Linked DNA regions of Homo sapiens: regions 1, 3, 4 and 5 are each linked to region 2. The links are chromatin loops, found by intact Hi-C in ENCODE. Cell type or tissue: heart left ventricle. All regions are shown on one strand.

Region 1 (5,000 bases), 140 kb before region 2:
AATATGTCTTGAAACACAGCCAAAAATGCATATGTTTGCTGTGCTGTTAGATTCCTTCTTGAAAGGGAAAAGCTCTTCTGAAAGTGATGCACAAAGGATTCTATTAATTAGAAGAACTTATAATGTCTCCCTATGGAATAAAGAAAAAATAATAGCCTGTATTGCTACTCCACTAGTTCCTTTGTTGGACAACATGTATTGCTTTTGCTCCTAGCAAAAAAATTGCTGCTCTGACCCCTCAGTTGTCTCTCTTATCCTTCTGCTGTGCACATACAACTATTCACTAATGTCAACAAGACTTATGAGTGCATATCCGGTGGGGCGGAGGCAAAGGGACTAGATCCCAAAGTCAACATCTTCGCAATGCATCCCAAGATGAAAATGATCAAAGTCTCATTACTCTTCAATGACTAAGAGAAAACAAGGTAGCACATTCAGGACACAGGTTAGAGATGAAACAGAAGATTTTAATTTGTTTCTGATTTATGTTCGTATATGCACCAGATCCAAAAACATTTCAAGTCAAACTTGTCTCTAGGTATGGTAAAATAGGGTCATTGGAACTCACTTGAAAATAGAATTCTAGAAAGTAATTTAAACTTCCAGAAAGCTGGAGGGGGAAAGAGCAGCCATCCAGGCAGAAATCAGATGCTAAAGATTCTGAAACACACTTGGGTGAGTATCATCAGAAGAAAACATGTGTGTTGGATAAAGTAGCTAGAGAGAGGCCTCCATGCCTCTGAGGGAACAGAGAGATTCCTTAGCTTGTTTCTGCCTTGATGAGTTGATGACACTGTAGTTAGACTAAGAGGGGCTCCTAAGAAGACTTAGTCTCAATTCTAAAACCAGTGCTTCCAGACCTCCATTTTATTCTGGGGATAATACACTCCTATTTTCCTTTGTAAGTTATACTGTGTATTCTGTGTCCCCTACAGATTTATACCCCACCCTTTTCCACTCTGGACCCTATGAGGCTGATGTCTATGGCCTACATCACCTGGGCTCCCTTGCCTCTGGCTTTTCTTTGGGTTTGGCTAATGGAAGTGGCTGGCAAAAAGTCAGAGGGCGGCAGGAAAGAGAGATGGATCAACTTTTTCCCCACTGCCCTTGCTGCCAGGCCTCTGTTTATTAGTGGCTGTGTTCCTTAGAAAAGGCCACAGCTCCTGTCAGGATCCTTTCCCACTGTTCAGGTCTCCCTGGGATCCAACAACCACCCCTTTCCCTTAGCTGTCAGGCCTAGGATTGCTAGTGTCTTCTCTCTTTTGCTAGCCCAGAGATGTTTCACCATCCTTCCTTGGCTTTCCTTAACCAGTCTTACTCTTTGAATGAGCTATCTGTTTTCTGCTAGAATTATGACGTGGATATCCATCCATATCAGCACAGCTACTAAGAACAGAAAGCAAGCAGCCAGTCCCTTATCTGGATCCAACAACATACTTTACAGTGTTGTGGGTTTCTGGTAGTTGTTTTACCTTTGGAAATGTTGTTCACAGGCTCCCATTACAAATGGTCACTTCTGCTGTGTTTTACCTCTATCCTCTGGCCATATTAGCTGTTAAGTGACAACCTTGGCCTATCTGCTCTGACTCTTTCTTGCTTTGGATAATTTAAGTAAGTGCTTCCTATGAGTCAGGTACTGTGCTGAGCTTTTTACTTATATATTTTATTAAATCATCTCAATAAATAGGTACTATGTTTGTCCATAGGTCACAAATGAGAAAACTGAGGTGCAGAAAAAGCTAGTGAAAGTTACACAGCTAGGAAGAGCAGGCATTCAAATTCTGTTCTGCTCTAAACTGCAAACCTCTGTGCCAGCTGATCCTCTGGCTTAGATCTCAGAACTCACTATCATTACATGCCATGTTTCTACATACATTGGTGCTTCCCTTGTGTTTTCTAAACCATGGGGTATCTTAGCTATTCAAACTGCTCACTAGGCTTCTAGTCCTGGCCCATCTCCTGTTCCTCCCAATCTGGAGCTTGATCTCTGTTTTAGTTTGCTAAAACTGCCATAAAAAATACTCCTGGGGGGCTTAAACAATAGAATTTATTACTCATGGTTCTGGAGGCTGGAAGTCCAATATCAAGGTACTAGAATTCTAGGTTTCATTCTGAGGACATTCTCTCTGAGGCCAGTTGCTCTGTGTGTGTGTGTGTGTGTGTGTGTGTGTGTGTGTGTGTGTGTGTACATAAGGTTGTCTTTGTGCACATGAGGAGAGTTCTCTGGTGGCTGTTACTCTTCTTAGACACCAGTTCTATCAGATTAGGGCTCCATCCTTACGATTTCATTTAACCTTTATTACCTTCTTAGAGGCCCTGTCTCCAAATATTCACATTGGTGGTTAAGGCTTCAACATATGGGACACTGTGGGAACACAATTCAGTCCATACAGTACCTCTTTAGGAACCCAGACTTAGCATTGATTCCTGAGTCATCATGGTCAAAAACAAAAATCAGATCCTCTAGGGTAGGAAAAAAAATTCCCTCCCCCTCACACCTACAAGGTAGGAATCTTTCTAAATTCTTATAAACAAGTGATTTTTTTTCTAAATTCTTATAAATGAGTGAATTTTTTCAAAAGCATTTGGAAATATTACGTTAAACTGTACATATATGAGGACCTTGATTAACAGAATATTTATTTTTAAGGCATCCCATTCTAACTTCAGACAGAGCAACATTATGTCATCCTAGTAAGATGCGGTCTATGTCATATTTAATATTCTGTGTGAACTTACACGTTTCTGAAGTAGACAGGATTTATTTGTACAGCATGAGAAGGGTGTGGAGAGGAGAGCTGCCAGTCATAGATAAAAACATACTTGGAGGTGTTTAATTAAGAGAAGAGAAGAAAAGAAAAAAGCTTTGAGGGTGAAGAGAAGGGGATGGATGAAATATTTTATCCTTTGGCAAATGTGTTTTCTGTGAAAAATTACAGGATTAAAAAAGTGGTCATGGAAGCTGTTTACCTTCCTTTCCTACTTCTACTCTTCATTCTCATAAATCTGACAAGTTTATTTGTTTCTGCTCAGTTGTACCTCTGGAGAAGAAGATAGGGACTATCTATAGTGGACTAGTTCCAGTTAGCTAGTTCCTAAAGTAAATCTGGCACTTGATAATGAAGAATCTTCACACATTAGGTTATTTTAACTTCCAAGAATCTGGCTAATCTGGTAGAAGTACCATAGCTCTCCAGAGGAGCAATTTATCACTTTGATTAGAAAAAGAAAGCCAGTATTATTTTATACATGGAGAAAAATGTAATAGAACATTATTGGAAATGATTTGCCATTGGTATATATTTTTAACTTGGCATGTGTAGATATATGGAGTATGTCAACATAGACAAATCTTCGTGTTTTGTTTTGTTACAGTGCATGCTATAGCAAGGGAATCTAACAGCACCAGTGGTACTGGCTGTTGGGTTGGGGACATACCTCAGATTAGGTAGCCCAAGCCACTTGTGTTTCTCCAAAGTCCTGTGGGTGTTTTGAACTGAGAGAGTAACACAAAAAAAGAGCATGGGGTCTCTGGACAGTTACAGGTCTGGAGCACCTGGCTCCTGGGATACGTGAGGTAGAACTTGCTGAGACGCAGTGATAGGAGGTTTAATACTCTGGTGTGTCTTAATAGTACTAGTGTAGAAAATCCATCCCTGTTATTACTCTGATCTTTTCAGGAAGCAAAGTCCACAGTCTTTCCCAGGCACTCTTTTAGTCTGTAGTGCTATTATGTCCAACAGTTCTCTATAAGTAACTCCAATCACTTATGCTAAGTGTAAGCCTACTGTCTTTTGTTCTAACTACAGTAAAGCTAAATGTCAGTGAGTCTGCATAATGATTCTTGTCCTTGAAAACTTTCTCTTGCCTTTATTAAATGCATTGTTCCTCTCTGAGTTATAAAAAGACCAAGGAAAAAAGAAAGCAACAAAATGGATGTGTCATTAGAGTGAATATCTTCAGAAAGTTCCTCACACGCCCTGGATTTTCTGATTTTTACCTCTTATATTCTGGAATCGAGGGTGATATGAACACATAACCAGAGCATGTCATTCTTTTCTTCATGAGCAGAAGGGAGGGGTTTTGTGAATTAAAAACTCAAATGCTAATGCCATGGAAAAATTATGACTTGGTATCACAAACGCAGTCAGTGTTTGTGCAGCCTCTCCTACTATGTTTAAACTATAAAACAGAACTCCTGTCTCTTTACATAAGCATAGTGGTATCACAGGGAACTACTTATGTGAGAAGGCTTTTCTCTCTTTCCCTAGTTTTTCCTTCTCTTTTTTAGTGAGTGTGGGGGAAGAGTTTCAGCTCTTAGATGTTGGCCTTTATAACTTCCTTGTTGAAATTGTGAAGTTCCAAAGTTAATGTTTCCCTCAGGGAATTTCCTTGACAAGCAAACAGTTCTTGCCTTATTCTTCCAAGGTGGGAAACATTCAAGGAGGGAGGTCTCTCAGCCACAGCTCTTCCTGGAACATCTCCCCACTCCACTCTGGAATGTGGGGCCTATGGGGCCTGTGGCAGGTGGGAAACCTGTGGAACACAAAGCCCAGTTGTCCCTCTTCTAAAACTTTGCTTTGTCTGTTCAGAAACTGTCTGGATTGAGCTGGTGTCTCAGCACAGAGATGCCATGAGAATCTATGGGAGTAGCTACTCTATCCTTGGGATTGGTCAATGTATTGTCCCCAAGCCTGAAGGACAAAAACCTCACTCATTCACCTGTGCCAATAGACACTTGTGATGGTTAATATTACGAGTCAACTTAGCTAGGCTACAGCACTCAGATATTTGGTCAAACATTATTCTAGATGTTTCTTTTTTTCCTTTCTTTCTTTTTCTTTTTTTTTGAGATGGAGTCTCACTCTGTCATCTGGGCTGGAGAGCAGTGGTCCCGTCTTGGCTCACTGCAACCTCTGCCTCCTGGGTTCAAGCAATTGTTTTGCCTCAGCCTCCTGAGTAACTGGGATCACAGGCACATGCCACTGTACCCAGCTAAT
Region 2 (5,000 bases):
TGTCCCCTTTGCCGTGACAACTAGCAAGGTTTGACACGATTGTTTACAGAGCATTGTTTAAAAGATAAAATCACAAGACCGCTCAGAATAGGGAGTGACTGAATTCACACTCTTTTGCTTTCTCAAAAGAGAGTTTCGGTGTGAAATTAGCAGGTCCTCACATGGCCTTCTTTCTTTCCAAGTGGGGTAGGATGAGGCAGATTCTCCCTCCTGTGGCCTTCAGGCATGCCATTGTAGCCCCTCCCTTGCTGAAACACAAAAACCTATGTCTTGGCTGGAGCTTTCCTGGCTTCCAAGTCTAGACCTCTGTGTCCAGTGTGTCCCCACGTGTTTGTGCCTCAAGTATCAGTGAAGCCTAGCGTGAAAGAGATCAGGCCCAGGAGTCACATTGTGTGACTTGGCCATTTAACATCTGTGTGACCTTGATAAAGTTAAAATTAACCCCTCTCAGCTTTGGTCTGTTTTCTGTAAAATGGGGGTAGTAATAGCATCTTCCTCATAGGCTATTGTGAGCATTCAATGAGGGAATGCGTGTAAAGTGCTTAGTATGGTACTTGGTATATGACAAGCACTCCTCTCTCTCTATCTGTGTGTATACTGATTCATTTTGTACATTTAGAAATAACCCATGCAAAGTAATCCTATCTCCATTTTAAGATTGTGAAGGTTTTTTCCTGCAGGACGAAAGAAGTCTTGGAGTAGCAAGTAACCAGTTTTTATTTCGTTGTATTTTTTAGCCACACCAAGGATGCAATACAGTCGGCCCTCTGTATCCGTCAGTTCTGCATCCATGGACTCAACCAACCGCAGATAAAAAATATTCAGAAAATAAATTCCACAAAGTTCCAAAAAGCAAACCTTGAATTTGTCCCACGCCAAGTACTACATTGAATCCAGGAGAATCAAGTGATGTGTAGGCATTGTTTAAGGCATCGTAAGTTAATTTAGAGACGAAGTAAAGTATAAGGGTGGATGTGCATAGGTTATATGCAAATATGTTGCATTTTATATACGGGACTTCAGCACCCAGGGTTTGGGTTATGGGTGGGGATGTGTCCTGGAACCAATCCCAACGGATACGGGGGAATGACTGTACTTTGAAGAGAGAGAGTAGCAATGTTCAAAATGCAGGAAGTGAAAGAAACACAGAGAGCATTCTTTGGAAAGATACTTGAAGGTTTTTTTCTAATCCTCAGCTCAAACCTGGGTTCCCACCCTTTTCCCACCAACTCAGAGAAAACTTTTTCTGACACAAAGGGAGAAAAGAAAACATATTTTTGAACAACACTTTTTTCTTGGAGGCTTTCTTTTTGAAAATTATTTTTAAGTTTGTTTGAGGCAATTTTTACTGGGATGAACCAGCTTCTTTTGGAGGGCGGACAAGTCTCTTCCCCTCTTAGATCTTATCTGCTTCTTATCTGTAAAATGAATGCATTAGGGTTGATAAGTCTTCCTATATCTGGTGTTCTTTGATTCTGCCATTCCCTGTTTAAGCCAGAGCCTAGGAATCTAGATCTGGAGGCTGTTTCTGTTTTAGATTGTGCACTAGAAATTAAGCACACACCGCCCCAACTCCCCCAGCTGCCTGAGACTTAAGAAAAAGTGAGACTGCAGTCCTTTGATTTGGCGTTAGAGCTCTCCGTGGCATTAACCTGTTGTTGGTCTAACCTGTGGGGCCAGAAGAAGTGTGCTCGAAATCTGTGAACATGGTTGCTGAACAAACGCGTTTTGGTTTCTTTCTTTTCCTTTTTTCCTTTTTCCCAGGAGTGAGGAGGGGGAGGAAAAAACTGGTCTTTGTTGTGAAGCCACGGTCCCAAACTTGAACCTAGAGGAATGTTAAAGCTCTGAAAAAAAGTTAGGGAGCAGCCTTGCAATTATGCACTCAGTCACAACAAGAGGGTAAGAACTTTCAAGGCACTGGATTGAAGAGACACAAAAGTCAGGAAATGACCCTTTCGTCGGGATTTCAGAGGCCGCAGAGGAGAAACAAAGTCCTCTCACAACTCGGGAAACTTCGGACCGTACCATCCCGAGGGGGCAAGGGTGGGGGAGGCCGGGAGAGGGCAGTGGAAATTGACATCTTCGTTCTCAACAAGCCGTGAGTAAACTGAGGATTTCCCGGCTGAAAGGACTCAGTGTCTGCCTGTCCCCGGCCCAGAAATGAAAGCGAGTTTCAGCCGATCCTCATTGTGGGGCCTGCTGAAAAAGCAGCCCGGGTCGCCCCGGCCAGCCCCGGCGTCCTGAATCGGAGCCCTGTGCGCGCCAGGCCGGGCCGCGCGCCCGGGTTGCAGGATGGCGTGCCCAGGCCAGCCCATCTGCGGCCGCGGGCCGGCGGGGAGGAAGCGTCCCTGGGGATGAATGGGGCTTTGTTCGTAGGCAGCCGCGGCTACCCTCTGCAGGCCCGGCCCGCACAACAGAGGCTGTATGCGAGAGGAATGGAAATGAGCCTCAGGCCCTGCCGAAGGAGCCCCATCCCCTTCCCCGCGCGGGGCTGAGGAATGCTGGCCAGCCGGAAAGGAACCCTCGCTGGGAACGCCGCTCTCGCGCCTCTGAAACCCCATTGAGAAGAACCCTTTGATGCAATTAAAGCGCATTTCATTGCAGGCCTGGGAGGAGGGAACGACCGGCAAGCTTTTTTCTGTCTCGGACGTGTGTATGCACCTTTGTGGGCCGGGTTACTTAGAGACCAGGCGGGAACTTGAGCTCCCTCTCTCGCAGACGTTCTGTAACATCAGAAAAGCGTACCCATAAACAGATTGGTTTTCACCAGGGGTGGAACTCAATTTGGACACGATCCAGGCTGACCTGCAGGCCGGGGTTCCTACTTTGAAAGGCTCTTTGGTGCGCCTTACACCCACCTTCCCTGCTGTAAAGGTTTAGGCGGAAAAGAAATTGCGTTTGCAGGAGGAAGTTGTTTCTGAGGTTACTGCTCAGCATTTTCCATTTTCTCAGTGGTGGGGTGGGCCGTGTCGCATATCCAGAAGTGATGTCACAGCCAGACCTGCAAAATGATGTAACCTGCAAGTGTTGAAGGACGACGATGGGACAGCTATTTTGATACTCGTATTATTTTATAACATTTCCCTGCTTTTTCCATTGAGACAACTGTGTGACCTCAGAAAATCCACATAGCCTCTCTGAACTTAGTATTTTTGTGTGTGTGTTAAAATGAGTATCACAAAGCCGGAGAACGAATGTGATGAAGTTCTGGGTGCTTGTGGAATTCTTTCTAAGTTGGAGGTGGACACTTTATCTACCTGCACAGGTGGAAGATATGTGGGTCTGGAACTCCGGTAAACAAAAAGATCCTATTGGGACCTCTATTTGGTTGACTTTGTGTCACTTTTTACTAGGGCTAATTGTCTAATGTCTCTTTCCACTAGTGTATGCCTCCTTGAGAACATGAACCTTTAAACAACAACAACAACAATAACAACACGAAGACAAAGTCCTGTCTGCTCTCCCAGGCTAGAGTGCAGCGTGCAATCGTGCAATCGCAGCCTACAGTAAGGTAGAATTCCTGGCCTCAAGCTATCCTCCTGCCCCACCGTGGCCTCCTGAAGGGCTCCGATTACAGGAGGGAGCCACTGCACCCAGCCAAACCTGTCTTTTATTCTGTATCTCCTGTGCCCAGAGCAGTCCCTGGCCCTGATAAGGGTTCAACAAATATGTTGAGTGAATGAACAAATACATTCAGGAGTGTAGGGATTGATACTAACTTGTTGGCTGTTTTCTGTTCCTTATAAATCTAAATAAGAAATAGGGAGAGCATGGTAGGTATTTGGGGTCCTCGGCGAGGCGTAAGTTCAGGAGAAGTTTGAAGGAAAGGGTAGGAAAACATTTTTGAGAGCACAAACATGCTACAAGTGTTTCCTGAAATGCCCCAAAGAAGAGTGCAGCACTCAGGTGGAGGAGTCATTTTTTCCAACTGAGTGGATGGTTAATACTGGCAAACATGAATCATGTTTTATATTCATAAGGAGTGTGCCTAGTCAATCACTGATTCTTTAAACACCCCAGAGAAGCAGGGCGGGAAGAGTAATGGCCATGCATGATGGACATCATTGTTTCTTATACGTTGCTCTAAATGTGTCCCCATGGTTCTTGTTATTTTGGGCCTGGTTTAGACTTCTATTTGGTTGTTTTCCTCTGAGGTCTGGAATACACGAATATGTTTTCCACTCAGAAAATCCAATACACTTTTGCATCCCAATCAGGAAGTTGATAAACATGAGATAGTAGAGTACTTGCTACCTTAAATATACCTCCACATGTCTGCAGGAAATACCATTCAAGTAATGCCTAGGTAAGCAAATGCCTGCTCCTGTCTTTTTCCCTCACTCTTACACCACACACACACACACACACACACACACACTGATCAGATGGTGAGTAATATAAAGTCTGTTTAAAGATGGGACCTCCATAATTCCTTGTTTGTGTCAGGGGCAATATGCGAAACACACGGCTGCCCACAACATTGTTTCTTGTCCTGTGGGTCCGTTTGGCTTTTTGTCTTGATGTGGGCATCAACCCTGAGAGTGGAGACTGTTTTTCAGACTGTCCCATTCGTGTCTATTTAACCAGGTGAGTACAACCCACTTAAAAATCTCACATGTGAGGTGATTCCAGGATAGAACAAAAGTTGTACAACAGTAACAGTTGTGGTTTCCCTCCCTTTACAGAACTAGTGAGTTTTCATCAAATCATTGGGTATTTCTGTTTCTTTCTGATTTACAATATGCTTTTGTAGAGCACCTTTATCCTCATTTCAGATTGGTCATTACTAGGCAGTGACTTGAGTCGATCTACCTGACACTAGCAAATAATCAATGATTCAGAAGGGATTAGTGAAAGCAAGGATCAAAGGTTCTTGTCTGATTACCTCCATAAAGTCAAAAATCTCAAGTGATCATGTTTTATAAATTTTGATTAACTTGTTTTTTTAAAAAGACTATACCTATTTATCTGGAAATACAATTCATTAGCACCTTTTATCT
Region 3 (5,000 bases), 310 kb before region 2:
TATCCAGAAAACACAAACCTGCATTGACCAAGACTGTATACCCAATTTTCAATTTAGAAAACTACATACAGGAATATGTTAAATCATCACATAAATGAAATCAGCAAAATCCAGACTATGGAAAACAACAGAGCAAATAAGTTTGTTTCTTCAACAAAAATTTGCAAGGCGGAAAAAATAAAATAAATTAAAAGAGATATAAGAGACATATCAACTAATCACAAAGTACGGACCTTATTTAGATCTTGACTCAAGCGAGCTGTTAAAAAAACTATGAGACAAACAAGAAAACATGAACATCAACCTGGATATTTGTGAATATTAGGGAATTACTGTTTGCTTGGAGTGTGATAATGGTATTATTTATATTTTTATAGAAGTCTTGATCTTTTACAGATACATACTGAAATATTTCCAGAAGAAATGATGCAGATTGAATGCAATTGTTTTAGAATCTTCCTTAGAATATTTGGGGGAGTGGAGTTAAGGTATACATAAGTAAGATGAGCCATCAGCTGAAAATTGGTGATGGTGAGTGATTTGTATACTGAGTGCTTTATCTAATTCCTCTTATTCCATCTATTTTGTATAGGTTTGACATTTTCCGTAATAAAACTTAAAAAAAAAAAAAAACTAGCATCTAATCTCAGTTAAACAAACACAAGGCCATCGCATATGGTTTGTCCAGGGCACCAATCAGGCTGAGGGGATGAGCACGGTCAGAACCCCAACTCTGGTTTCTCTGCCAAGCCATTTGCCTCGGTAGGCAGTGATGTCAGTGGGAGGAAGGGACATGTTCTTCTCAGTGGTCCATGCCAGCAGGGCCATCTGTTTGCTCTTTATGGTGGGAAGCATTTTGTTTTGCGGTTTTACATAAAGGTAAATTGAGGGTTCTCTAGACAGGGGTGGTATTTAACTAGTATCCCTGAAGACAATGTCTTCTCTAATTTGGAGAATTTCAGTGGAGCTACCAGAACGAAGGAGACACCAGCAGCAGAAGTCAGGTAAAAGCACGTATGTTTATTGCGGCACTATTCACAATAGCAAAGACTTGGGGCCAACCCAAATGTCCATTAATGATAGACTGGATTAAGAAATTGTGGCACATATGCACCATGGAATACTATGCAGCCACAAAAAAGGATGAGTTCGTGTCCTTTGCAGGAACATAGATGAAGCTGGAAACCATCATTCTCAGCAAACTATCACAAGGACAGAAAACCAAACACCACATGTTCTCACTTACAGGTGGGAATTGAACAATGAGAACACTTGGACACAGGAAGGGGAACATCACACACTGGGGCATGTCGGGGGCTGGGGGGCTGGGGAAGGGATAGCATTAGGAGATACACCTAATGTAAATGATGAATTAATGGGTGCAGCAAACCAACATGGCACATGTATACCTATGAAACAAACCTGCACGTTGTGCACATGTGCCCTAGAACTTAAAGTATAATAAACAACCAACAAAAAAAAAAAAAAAAAAAAGAAGAAGAAGAAGAAGTCAGGTGAAGACAGGAGAGAAAGAATAGGACCAGTATTATTCTTTGGGAGGCTTAGGCAGGCAGATCACTTGAGGTCGAGTTCAAGACCAGCCAGGACTAGCATCATTCTTTAAGGAGTAGCAGCAACAGGAGGAAGGGACCTGGTTGGCACAAAGTCATGGCCACTAGGAGATGCGTTAGACTCACTGCAGCCTCAGTGATAGTGGGGCGAAAAGGCATTCCCACTTCCAGTGAGAGCTTTAGACAAGGCTCAAAAAACATCTACCTTTTAATTATACTCATGCTCTTGTCCCTAAGGTGGGAGTAGCCTCGGGGAAACATAGCCTACATAACACATACCCACACACCATCCTGCCCCACTGCATGCAAAAGTTGTTGATACCTGCAGGATGCTGGTTAATATCCCACAAGTGGCCATTCACTGATTCTATCCAGTTGTGTGAACCTGTGTATTCCCAAGCTAAATCCATGCTTATTAGTCAAACGAACATTACGAGCCTAGTTTTCAATAGATACATTTCAAAACGGTGGTTAACTTTGCCTCAATTCACTATTATTTCAGAATGGCTAAATATGTATTTAAATAGCTGCTGAGAGAACTGGCATCTGGCAGGTGGCCAGCTGATTGGAAGTCAGGCCTATCACACACGGCGTCATTCTCTCAATGCCCCGACTTACACTCAAGCACAGACGCCCGGCCTCCCACACATTCCCACGCTGTGTGTGGAAGACTTAGAAGAAAATGCCTGTTCTCAGACTTGCTGCATCGGGAGCCTGACTTCTCGGCTTCCTCCCTGGTGACTTCCCGTCTTGGCTTCTGCAGGAAGCAGATCTGCTTTTCTCCCAGAGGAGGCCAAATGTCATAATAGAGAAAAAAGGCTGCTAGCAACAAGGGGGCCCAAATGAGAGAGCAGGGGAAAGGTTGGATCTAAGATTCTAAACAGATCATTTTTCTAGAATGGAGAGAGAAAAATGAAGGTTTTCCTAAAGCTGATTCATTCAACCCTCGCACTTCTCATCCCAATGCCACTGTGTTCCTTTCTGAATTCTACCCCCACCCCCATATAGCCCCTCATTGCTAGTTCTGGAAATCAGTGAGTGATAGGTTAGCATGGTGCTCATCCCATGGTGTCACCTAGCAACATGATGTTCATAAATAGCCACAATCATCTTTTCTCCATAAATGGCTAAAACTTCTTTTAAAGACATCAGGAAAAATGCTTAGCTCCTTCAGATCTAGTGTGAAATATTCCCTGGTCTCAGTTCTCCTATTCCCAGCCTTCCTCTTCCTCTTCTCAATTTGACCTCCCAGCATGTTTATTGTTTATACTTTGCCTTTTTTAAAATGCACATTTCCTTCTACAGGGTCACATAACAGCTGTTCGTGTAGAAGTCTCCCAGTAGTTTTGTAAACTTCATTCCACTCAGAAACAACTCAAAAGCCAAAAACATTCCTACTTAATTCTTATCCCTTGCATTTTAGAAGAAACCAAACTAAAAGCTGTAGAATACTAAGGCTGAGATAGAATTACCTCTAGGTAAGTTAAGATTGTATTAAATGTGCAGCACTATCAGATAAAAGTTGTAGCCTTTTATTAAAAGTTTAAATGCATAAGAACAAAAACAGTCCCAATTAACTAGATCAATACCTAACAAACCTTAATTCATAAATATGACATACATTTTTGGGGATATCTATTATATTTCAAATACTAAACTACATAATGATACAAAGATGAATAAGGTTATGCCATTGAAGGCAGTAAGAAATGTTAGGAAATTCTCATTGCAGGTGGGCCAAACAGCATTCAAGACAAGCCTCAATCTTCTAATTATACACTCTCATTGTTACAGATGGAGAGTCACAGATGAGCAACCTCTGTATAAAAGCCCTGAGGGTAGCTGGGTGTGGCAGCTTATGCCCATAATTCCAACATTTTGGGAGGCCAAGGCAAGTGGATCACTTGGGCTTAGGAGTTCAAGATCAGCCTGGGCAACATAGCAAGATGTTGTCTCTACAAAAAAATTAAAAATTAGCTAGGCATGGTGGCATATGCTACTGGGGAGGCTAAAGTGAGGGGATTGCTTGAGCCCAGGAGTTCGAGGCTATAGTGAATCGTGTTTGTGCCACTGCACTCCATCCCAGGAGACAGAGCGAGACAACCCTGTCTCAAAAAAAAAGCAAAGCAAAAACAAAACAAAAACTGAGGGCCAAGACAAATGCTGACATAACAGACTTGAGCCTGTTTGTGGTGTGAACAAGGGGCTATACAAGCTGATGCTATGTCCTATCATGGGGAAAACTAGGAGATTCAAGAAGAATATGAATCCTACTTTGGCTATGTTAAATTTGAGATGTCTAGTAGATGACCATATCAGTCAGGATCAGGCAGGAAACAGATGTACACTGGATAATGGGAGGGAGTTTAATGAAGTGACTATTATAAGAACATGGACCAAAAAACCCCCAAAACCCCAACCATGGGTGGTGAAGTACTCTGGGACAGGCCACAGCACATAACGGTTACCATCTCTAGGCTTTCGAGACAATAGGGGAAAAGGTGGGCTAACCAGAAGCCAGAGAGAGTAGCTATAGCTGTTGGAGAGGGCTGACCTCAATAGAGGGAAACATCTAACCCATGGTGAGCAGGCAAGAAGAGAGACAAGGGAAGGCATACACAATCTCACTGTCCCCTGCCTTCCCATATATTGCTAATGCATCCCATGAGGCAAACTCAACGGGAAGCCAGAGGACAAGAGAGCTTGGTGATGCAGCCCATGTGAGCCAGCCTCCCAAAGCACAGAACAGGAAAGAGATGGATGGAGAGTGGACCTGGAAGGGAAAATGGAAAATATCCAGCATCACACCCAAGGGGAGATGTTAAGAAGGCTTTTTTTTTTCCTTTTGGTTATGCAAGTCTGGGAGTCAAGGGAGAAGTCAAAATTAGACATATAAATTTGGAAGCTATTCAGTTAATAAACGATAATTAAAGCCATGTTTCCAAATGAAATCACCCTGAGAAGATAAAAGGGCCGAGACCTGAGCCATGGGCCATAATTTAGCAGTTTAGTAGAGAAGGAGGAGGTAGTAAAGGCATCTGAAAACAGCCGGTGAGTTTGAAGTAAAACCAGTAAGTGGAATTCCTAGAGCTCAAAGAAAAAGGGTAGAAGGTTGGTCCAGGTCCTGAATGAAGCTAAGAGATTAAATAGGAGTATCTTTTGAGCAGAGATGTAAGGATAAGAAATACCATGCACAAATGTAACAATTTCATTGAATATGCAGGACTTATTCAGAACTTAAGGGCACAACAAAAATCAGCTGTAATCCCTGTCTTGCAATTTTAGTGGGCTAATTTTGCCTTACTCACGTGGGTGAAATTTAGAGAGGCCCGTGATTTTTCTGGTCACCCTCAGATAATTATTTTAATTATTCCATGGCTGTGTGAATTTTCTTCCTTTCAGTTTTCAGGACTGGAAGGGCCCTTATAG
Region 4 (5,000 bases), 130 kb before region 2:
ACCCACAGGGCAGATTCACAGCCAAGTCTGAAAGACTTGACAAAATAGGGTTACATTGGAAATGCTGACATGAGCTCAGCAGAGGAATGGTCTTACTATATTGCTGTAACAATCTGAGCAAAAAAAAGAATATTTGTGTGTGTGTGTGTGTGCACTAATCTTCAAGCTACCTCTACGTGACTTGAGAATATGCCACTGAAAGCAACATAAGTTGGCCACATAAATTGTGCGTACATTCCTAGTGAACAGGGCTCTTGATCACATTCCTGCCAATTATGTTGTTCTTCAAAATATCTGAACTAAGTCTTAACATGTTAAGAATGCTCAGGAAAAAGGATAAAAAAAAGTACCAGTGGAGAATTTTACTTCTCTGTTATGAAAACAGAAGAAAGAGGGGCTTATTGGAATAGCAAGTCAAGACTGTTTGCAGGCGACTTCTACTCAGGTAAAGTGACTGATTTATAAGTTACTATGAGATAAATTTGGGTTGACTTGATGGCAAAGAACTTAAGGGACTTTAGGAAAAATCATTTTGGTAGTACCTATCCTTCCACAGGACTTCTTTTTTTCTCATGACATTTATCTTACTCTGGGCTGAATAAATATTTGTGTTTCTACTTTACTTTTCATATCTGCACTCCCACCTCCAGCCCCTTAGACTTATGTTGCCAGAGGGCAAGAAATATGTTTTATTACTCTTTTAATACCATATGATACTCAATAAACTGCAGTGAACATAGCAAATGCAAAATACGCATAAACTGGCTAATACGATTTAGTGCCAGGCATGGTGGCTCATGCCTAATCCCAGCACTTTGGGATGCCGAGGCGGGCAGATCACCTGAGGTCAGGAGTTTGAGATCAGCCTGGCCAACATGGTGAAACCCCGTGTCTACTAAAAATACAAAAATTAGCCTGGCTTGGTGGCAGGTGCCTGTAATCCCAGCTACTTGGGAGGCTAAGGCAGGACAATCACTTGAACCCAGGACGCGGAGGTTGCCGTGAGCCGAGACCACGCCATTACACTCCAGCCTGGGTAACAAAAGCAAAACTCCATCTTAAGAAAAAAATTAATAAAATACTATTTAGTAACTAGCGACCTGAACACTGTAGAATATGGGCAGACGAGATATGTTCTGGCAGGTAAAATAATGACAACTCTTGACATTTTGAGAGCAATCTGGGCCTAAGATTCTTTGTGTGTTTTATTATTAGCCTCTTGAGCACTGGGGCTCTTAGCCTGGACCAGGTCACCTGCCAAACCAAATTGGCAGAATTGTTTTCCCTTTACAGGATCACTTAGGAGCCAGTTAATGCAATCATCCTCACTCAGGCTGTGCAGTTAGGCAAACTTACATTTGAACCCCAGTTTTGCCAGTTACTGGCTGTGTAACCTTGGGCAGATTTCTTCACCTCTCTAAGGGAAATAGTCTAGACAGTTTCCAGAGGTGAGTGCCTATGGCTGGCAGGCTTTCCATATGCTCCCAGCATTTGCGTAAGTGAGCTATGTTCACTTACAAGGCAACAGAATGGGAATATTTGGAAGTCAAAACACATTTTTTGGACACAGAAGAGAACCTGGAGGTGAGTGGGCTTGGAGTTTTGTCTAGGACTTTGGCATTAGCTGTCATCCTAATTTTATCTGGCAAAGTAGGATAGAAAGCAGCAATTAGCCCTTATGGTTTGATCTGCAAACTGCTTCTTGTGCATTGAAAGTTGATTGACAATTCTGAATGCACACCATATATAATCCTGAAGCTCTACTGCTGAGGTTGCTGCTGGGAATCCCAATATTATCTCCACTCCCTTGAACTGTGCAAGAACTGTGGAAACCCCCAGATGTTGCTTCTTCCACACTGACCCGTGATAGGAAATGAACATGTTACACACTTCTAGGTTTTTAGGATTGGGGAAATGGAATAACTGACATTTCTGAGAAGTCCATGTGACCCACTCTAAAAGTCTGAGGTTTCAGATTAGATGTTGGCATCTCACATCCTAAACTCTACCCTGTGCATTAAGAGTTTGATGTATATGCATAGCTGATTATGTGTCCCCAGTGGCACATAGATGTGGTGGTTACTTCTGGGGAGACATTATCCACATTTTACAGACAGTTGGAAAGAAGACCTTGGAGTGAAGCTTCTTGCCCAGGGCCATGAAATGGGTCTATAGTAGAGGCAGAAGTCCCAGGATTTTAGGTCCAATTGGTTTGATGTCCCGGAAAGGTCTTTTCGGTATTGGAAAGTGAGGCAGCTGGAACATGGCCGTCTTCCCCTTTGCCTCTCTCTGAAATGGGTTACATCATCTGATTCTCTGAAAGTAAGTTTATTTTTTAAAAAATTAGTGGGGATTTTTTATTACAAAGGATGCAGCATTTTAACACCACTGCATGATTTGGTGAATCATTTCAGTGATTACTTACTTAACAGGTATTTCCCTGAGGCCACACCAGTCATGGGATAGAGCTGGGAAGTCCTACTGTAGCAAATTGATTTTTCAGCTCCTCTTGCCCATGACCTGTGGGAACTTCTATCTCAATTCAATCCTTTCCTCTGCTCAGACAGTGGAGGGGAATCCCTGAGGGGTAGGGGTCTCAGGAACTGCAGTCTTTCCCACAGACTTCACCGCTGTGTCTGACAACACTAGTTTCCTGACCCAGCCACCAGCCACAGAACCATCTTCCAGTCTTGTTAGCGCTGTCTCTGAGGCCTGAATGTGCCACATGCCCGTGCAGAATGCTTTTTTCTTCTTTCTTTCCAGTGGATTTGGCCATTTCTCTACTAGAGAAAGCAAAGAGGCTGATTGACCCTGGGGTCCAGGAGCTTTCTCAGATGATCCGTCTCTTCTTCAGCAACCTGTATCTGCCAGTTCCATCTTATTCTCCTCTTGAAGCAGTGTGGTCCTTAAGAACCATCCTGGTTTGTCCTCCTTTCTACCCTTCGTGACATTCTCAGGATCTCCTCCTCCAGCTCCTTCTTTCCACTTCTATCAGAAGATTCCTTCCAAAATAAAACCAGCACATTTTTTTGGTGTGGGTTGGAGAAGCAGAGCGGGGGGCAGACTTTTGTTTCCACTGCTTGAAAGGAAAGGAATCCAGGATATCAGCACACAAAATAAGGAAGTCATTTAGATCTATTTGTAGCCTTAACTCTGGCTCTCTAGAGTTAAGGCTCTTTTTGTTTGTTTTTCTGCTTCGTTTTTAAATTAATAGGCTTTGTTTTTTTAGAAAAGTTTTAGGGTTACAGAAAATTGAGCAGACAGTACAGAGGGTTCCTGTCTACACCCTCTCCTCCACACTCAGTGAGGTTTTAAGTACTCAGATGTGGAACTCATGAACTACTGAAAGAAGAAACACAATCTTGTGAATAAACACAGCATTTCTAACCTGCAGAGCTGCTGAGACATGCAAGGAAATAATGAAATCAGCATTTTAAGTAGATCGTTTGTCATCTTTCGACCATAGGTTATTAATAAAGGCAAATTACTAGATATTTTAATTGCTTAGCACTTTTAATCATTCAAATAAGAAGCAAAACTAGTGAGGAATGTTTATGTTATAGTTTAATATACTTTTTTTTTTTAGTTTAATATAATTGAGTAAAATTCTAAGAATAGCTAGAATTTTCTAATTGCCTACCTCCTTTTCTAGTTGCTTCTGTCCTGGGTTCTCATTCTAGTCTAGACCATTTGTCCAGAACCACAAATTGATTCTTAAAAGCTACCTGTGGTTGCAGTATGGGAGCAGAGTGGGAACTCTATTAAACTGTGTGTGGTTTCGTCTTTCTGCAGCTAAATCCTTAATGCCTTTAAAAGGGCCAGGGAGTTTGAAGTCCTTTCTAATGATCTAGTAATGGTGGAAAAAGCTTGTTGAAAGGTTGTAAATATTTGTTGATTGATTGTCAACAGAGAAAAAGGCTTTTACTCCTCCAATAGCATCAGGGAGGAGGGGAAGGGAGGAAGCTTTTACACACCCATTTCAATTCAGCTTTTTTATTTCTCATACTTTGAGGCCTGGGACATGTATTTCAAGAATAGACCTGTTCTTTCATCTTCAAAAGAGAGAAATTAGAATAAAACAGTTGTCTGTTTAAGTTTCACTCTATAACACAGGGAAATGTACAGAAATCAGTTCCCAAGTTGGACAAGGCTAAGCACAGCTCTTCATGAATAAGAACTAACTTTTATTTTCAATCCACTGAAGGGAGTAGGTGGAGTAGGCAGCTGCTGATGTCGTGAGATTCGAACATTACCAACAGACTTGCCTGCACAAAAATATCTATCCCTTGGGTCTATCATAGATACTGTAAGGAAGCCAGCCATTTGAACTGCTTTTCTGGATAAAGACACTGTCTCCAGTTGGTGCCATTAAAATGCACATCTATTCCTTAGGAAAGGTAAATGTTAATGCATTATAAAAAGTTAAATTGTGTGTGTGTGTGTGTATGCACATGAACTTTTTATTTTGAGATAACATGCAATTGGAAGAAATAATACCAAGAGATCCTGTATACCTTTCACCTAGTTTCTTCATCTTGCATAACCATAGTACAATATCACAACCAGGAAGTTCACATTGATAGAGTCTGCAGACTTTATTCAGAGTTCCCCAGTTTTACCTCTATGTGTGTGTGTTTGTGTGTGTGTGTCTGTATGTATTTAGCTCTATGCAATTTTATCATGAGTAGATTGGTAAGGCCGCCACTATAGTCAAGATACAAAAGATACAAGATGCAAAACCTATCACAAGGTTCCCTCACGCTACACTTTTTATAGCTCTCTCCCTGCCTACCCACCACCCCAACCCATGGCAACCACTAATCTGTTCTCCATCTCTATAATTTTGTCATTTTAGGAATGTTATAGGCATGAAATAAACCTTACTTCCATTTAGGTCCTTTGTCTTCCCCACTTGAAAAATATAATTGTCTTAAGTATTTCCTGTACATATATTGAGCACCACATCAGATGGTATTACAGTCTTTGCTTCAATAGTCAAA
Region 5 (5,000 bases), 280 kb before region 2:
AAAGCTATTCTACTTACTTGTGGGTATTAACTTGATGTGAAGAATGTAAAGCAAATTCTGAAAAACCTGTAAATAAGCACATGAGACTACATTTCATAATTAATGGTAAAGATACAGTTACTCCTTGATTTTTCAAATAAACTATAATATAGTAATCCAACTTATTCTAGTGTTGAGATACACTATAATTTTTTATTACTGTCCTAATAACCTTTCCTTTAGATTATTCGTTATTTTTGGTTATATGGCGAGTTAAGTAAAACGATGAAACTGACTTGAATATAAAAAAATCAGTAGTCCTGGGTTAAACAATTGCCACTTAAGGTCATTAGCTTAGCTGCAACATGTTACCAAACCAATAAATATAACATTATTAGCTTAGAGACTTAAAAAAAAATCTGAATACAATTAAGGATGAATAAATATGTTATTAAGATGAACTATATGTGAACTTTCAGTTTAAAAGTATACTTTTAAAGAACAGAGCTAATTATCAAAAGCTTCCATTTTTACTTTCTCCTCCAGTAATTATCTCTTATGTGATAATTTGATAAGCTCTAGGAGAATAAGAAAAAGTCCTTTTATAATTCATGACAGGTTTAATCAGGTAATTCCAGGAGGGAAAAAAACCATTAAAACAAATTCTTATGATAATCATCTGCTATGTCCAATTACACGGGTATGAAGTAACAGAAATGGTTACAAACTTATAATGTATTATTTACATTATATACTCAAAACTATCAAGCTAGTTAACTATATCTGAGGAGACACATTATGACATGAGTTAAACAGTTTTTCATTGTTCATTAGAAAGAATGCAGTCAAGCTTTTAATGGAAATAATATACAAGTGAGGCACTTTTGAGGTCAGAAATAGAAAGCAAACGACACTACACACTGGAAATGTTCACAAAAATCTATGTGTATTTTTAATACAAAGACTTTTCAACTAGTTTATTCTTGAAAAAATTTCAAAACAACTGATGCAATTTAAGAAGCTTTCAGGAATAATGGCTAACATTTATCAGTGTACCAAAGCATATGAATCTTTTATAACCACCTGGCTGCTAGGCAAACAGTACCTAATACCTTAAAGCCTTTTTTTTTCTTTTGGTTTATATAAATCACCTCCGGTTGTGTTTCTCTCTTAAAGAAATTCATTCTTCATGTTTGTCTCATTGCAAAACACCTCATGGTGCTATTATGATTTATAGACTTTTTTAGTGCAACAATAATGCCAGTTTCTAGTGCTTCCTCTTACACTTTGAAGTGTGAACATGGAAGTCAAATCAAGAATGAGCATAATAATTAGTAAAGAATCCTTGCTTTTCAGGTAACTAAAGTTTTCTAAGTTTTATGTGGAAAAAATGTTACACTTGCTTAATGCACCTTTGGGCTACAATTAAAAACCCAATTTAACACATACTTCCAAGTGTAATCACAAAATCGAATGTAAATTTCAACACAAGAAATATCCTTAAGATTCTTTACATTGACCATTTAGAGGAAAGCACATTTCCTGTACTCTGGAGACTCACGTGCATATTAAGAAACATTTCCGTGCCATTTAATTAAGGGGGCAGGGGAGAGGAAAAAGAAAAGAAAAAGCAAGACTTACCCAAGATATCAGATGGCACTATACACATGAATTGAAAGTGCATTTACATTACTTCAAAAGCTCATTTTAGGCACTGCTGAATAACCAATGAAAATAGGTAGTTTCAAGTTTTTCCCTTTAGATTTTAACCCCACCCCATCATCATTTCAGAAACATACACACGGCTGGGCGCAGTAGCTCATGCCTGTAATCCCAGCACTTTGGGAGGCCGAGGTGGGTGGATCACCTAAGGTCAGGAGTTCAAGACCAGCCTGGCCAACATGGTGAAACCCCATCTCTACTAAAATACCAAAACTTAGCTGGGCATGGTGGTGGGTGCCTGTAATCCCAGCTACTTGGGAGGCTGAGGCAGGAGAATCGCTTGAACCCAGGAGGCGGAGGTTGCAGTGAGCTGAGATCGCACCATTGCACTCCAGCCTGGGCAACAAGAGTGAAACTCCGTCTCAAATAAAAGAGAGAAAAACGTACACACACACTCTCTGAAGCTGTCATGATAAAATACAGGTGTGATTATGTTTTTTCATGTTTTGATTATTATTTTTAAAAATTCTCCCTGACTGGCGGAAGGAGGAAAAAAATACCATTTTGGTAATGGCTTTTGAGAGTTAAAGCAACTGGTTCTATAAATGCCTCAGTACATCCATTAAGTTTGATTGCCAGTCCCAAATATCAACAAATATTTTAAAACAGGATATGTAAGAAAAAAGTGCTTAAAATCTTTCAGCAAGCCAACAAGACACATTAGGTAAATAACCATTTTACAATTCCTTTGAGACAGTTCTTATTCCTGGTTTCCCTGGTAGAGGTGGTCACCACATAAATAGCCCTTTAATGGTAGTAGTGATGAACCCTGTCAGATCCCTATTGCCATCTCATGTCTCTGGCCTGGAAATCATCCAGTAGGTGGTGCTGAAGCTCCACACGACATACTTCTTCAGAAATCAAATGATGTCCCTTTTGAAGCCAAGAGAAATATTTAAGAATTATCAATTCTGAACAAGTTCATCAGACCAGTCTTGCTTGTCATGCCGTCTAGATGATTCCATTTTCAATACTATTACTCAAGCAGTTGTCTTGAGCCATCTGCTTATATCAGATAAAAACAAAGAAAAGTTTTAGAGGAAAAGCCAATTGGCAGTGCCGAATCTGTACAGAGAATGAGAAAATGTTCCTGAAGGTGCCTATACACATGTTTAAGAATCAGTGATTTAAACTACCCATTTGCTTTCACAAAGGAATTCTCATTTACTCAAAAGAAAATTTCCATATAGGGATTCAGAGAACATTATATCATCAGTTAGTCTTGTAGACTGATTAAGAAACTGGGTATGTTAACTATAAAGATCCAAGGTAAAATAAAAACCATTTCATCACCATAGTTTTTAATGAAGAAACTTGTTTAAAATTGTAAAGGAAAAAATGGGAATGGGACGGCAAAATCTTAGCAGCAAAGTGGTTAAACAAATTGAAAATATTAATGCACAAACATTAAAATATTAAAGCATATATGTTGCATATAAAATACAGTACAGAACCAGGAGTTGCACTATACTGATTAGTGCTTAACAGAAGAAATGATTAAATTTGTTCCTCCCAGAAGTATATACACAGTTCATTTCCACAGCATTTTCCTATATAGCCAGCAAGTTATTTTCTTCAGTTATTCACACCTTGATCAAACCTGAATTATAAACTTAGCACTTACAAATATGAAAATTCATTCACAAGGAAAAACAGTATTTCCATTTCACCAATAAAAATTTTGAAAGTTAACAGTCTATTCTAGGAAACCAAGTTTAGCTGAAAACTTCAGGGATGAAGATCATCTGTTGTAGCAGCATTCAAATATATAAACAGTAAAAATAAGACTTAAAACTGCTGCCTACAGTGTCATGTTTTGGATTTAGTTCATCCAATTGATTTTTAGTACAAAACTAGAAATACCCTCTTCTTCATAACATCTATAGTTATCAATATATTTTCTTCTTTTCAATGTGAAATAATACTTCAAGATGATCTATATACACAATGTTGTCAGTTCAAGCTGTCATATAAATATAAATGCTTTCTTAAAAAAAGTATTTTACAGACAGATAGTGTTATATACATTGTTCAGTTTGATCTGGGGCAAAAGAAAAAAGCTAACACAAGCTTAAGTGTGATATATAAAAAGAATGATACATAAATGACGTTTAAAAACCTGCATAGAAAATGAGCTTCAAATAGTAGTGTGATTTTAATTTTTATCACCTCTGAAACTTCAAGCCATTAAAAAAAAGGCACACTTCTCAACTTTATCCCTCTAAGGGAATGTTCTTAAAGAACCCTTTCCTTGGTTAGAGTTTTAATGTAACACTTAAGAAAACAACAACAACAACAACAAAACAAAAACAGACAATTTGACTTCAAGGTACTTTAAAGTTTGTTGGAACATTTACCCAACTATTTTGTAAATTAAACATCCAGTAATATAATGCTCTGCAAAAGAAATAAATTTATATGTACAAGATACTTCATTTACAATGTTGGATTAAATACTTTCCTGGGATAGTTTAGCACACATTTTAACATAAAATAATTTTGCTTTTGGCCAGTTTAAATAAAAATAAAATGTAACTGATAAAAAGTTATTGTTATGTAAATAATAAGCACTGAGGATTAAGCTGAAAAATTAGTAACACAGCTGAACATATTCTGGTTTAGCAGAATGATACGTGAAGATCTCAACATGAAGCTTTTACACTAACTATCCAGTCAAACTTTCTGCCTTGTAAAACATTTGTAAATGCAATATAACTTTTTGAAGGAGGAAACTCTGAAAGAAAACAACTTGCTGGTTGAATACCACAAAAAACAACTAAAAAACTTCACTTTTTTTCTATAATGTTTGTTTACTCAGTCTCTTTTTATATAAAAATAAGTGTTACGTTCCCATCAGAACATTAGACAATTACATCTGTGCTTTAAAAAAAAAGTTGGTCACTCAAGGCTATTAGAGTATTTTTAAGGATTTTAGATTACCAGAATGTACAGATATAACTCAATATAAATTGTAGCCAAAGAGAAATAAGGATGAAAATATCAAATCATTCGCATGGAATAAAAACATTATTAACTAGATGAGTTAAATATTCAAAATATATGGAATGTGACAGTAGATATATATATATATATATCTACTTCAGAACTAGGAAGGGGAAGAAAAGTTTAATATGTAATAATTCGTACCTTACATTTAGTTAAATATAAACATTTGTTATTTATACATAAAACTGCTTTCAAAAAACAACTAATAAATGATTTAGTTGCACTTGTTTTACTTCTTGTAATTCCCAAGTGTTAACTTTTCTTAGATTGAAATCAACTGTCCCCTAGTGCAC

Evidence for each region. Hi-C counts contacts between places; a loop is a spot of excess contacts. Peaks named below come from ENCODE experiments on the same cell type or tissue, not always from the same donor. Only the 100,000 strongest peaks of a DNase experiment are listed, where the experiment ranks them.
Region 1: it touches region 2 in a loop (1.8-fold over the local background); 5 of 110 quality-filtered maps call a loop at or near these places.
Region 3: it touches region 2 in a loop (2.2-fold over the local background); 2 of 110 quality-filtered maps call a loop at or near these places.
Region 4: a loop joins it to region 2, with 4 times the contacts of the local background. A loop is called at or near these places in 4 of 110 quality-filtered maps.
Region 5: a loop joins it to region 2, with 2.6 times the contacts of the local background. A loop is called at or near these places in 31 of 110 quality-filtered maps.

What each region holds. Positions count from the first base shown.
Region 1 is chr15:38,212,291-38,217,290 of GRCh38, reverse strand. No RefSeq gene overlaps it. Among named protein-coding and RNA genes, the nearest start is that of SPRED1, 38 kb to the left of the region's middle. In heart left ventricle, no CTCF peak of the experiment used is centred here; no DNase peak of the experiment used is centred here.
Region 2 is chr15:38,070,341-38,075,340 of GRCh38, reverse strand. It overlaps LINC01852 (long intergenic non-protein coding RNA 1852), which reads left to right and starts at 2,351. Exons shown (of 3, transcript NR_147201.1): 1 at 2,351-3,293; 2 at 3,384-3,511. RefSeq lists an enhancer at 2,008-2,873. In heart left ventricle, CTCF peaks have their summits at 2,415 (motif pointing left) and 2,695; a DNase peak (open chromatin) is centred at 2,320; H3K4me3 peaks cover 2,049 bases; H3K27ac peaks cover 2,365 bases.
Region 3 is chr15:38,375,597-38,380,596 of GRCh38, reverse strand. No RefSeq gene overlaps it. Among named protein-coding and RNA genes, the nearest start is that of FAM98B, 76 kb to the left of the region's middle. In heart left ventricle, no CTCF peak of the experiment used is centred here; a DNase peak (open chromatin) is centred at 2,196; H3K27ac peaks cover 3,558 bases.
Region 4 is chr15:38,205,273-38,210,272 of GRCh38, reverse strand. No RefSeq gene overlaps it. Among named protein-coding and RNA genes, the nearest start is that of SPRED1, 45 kb to the left of the region's middle. In heart left ventricle, no CTCF peak of the experiment used is centred here; no DNase peak of the experiment used is centred here; H3K27ac peaks cover 262 bases.
Region 5 is chr15:38,352,038-38,357,037 of GRCh38, reverse strand. SPRED1 (sprouty related EVH1 domain containing 1) reads right to left here. Exons shown (of 7, transcript NM_152594.3): 7 at 1-5,000. Among named protein-coding and RNA genes, the nearest start is that of FAM98B, 100 kb to the left of the region's middle. In heart left ventricle, CTCF peaks have their summits at 2,320 and 2,523 (motif pointing right); no DNase peak of the experiment used is centred here.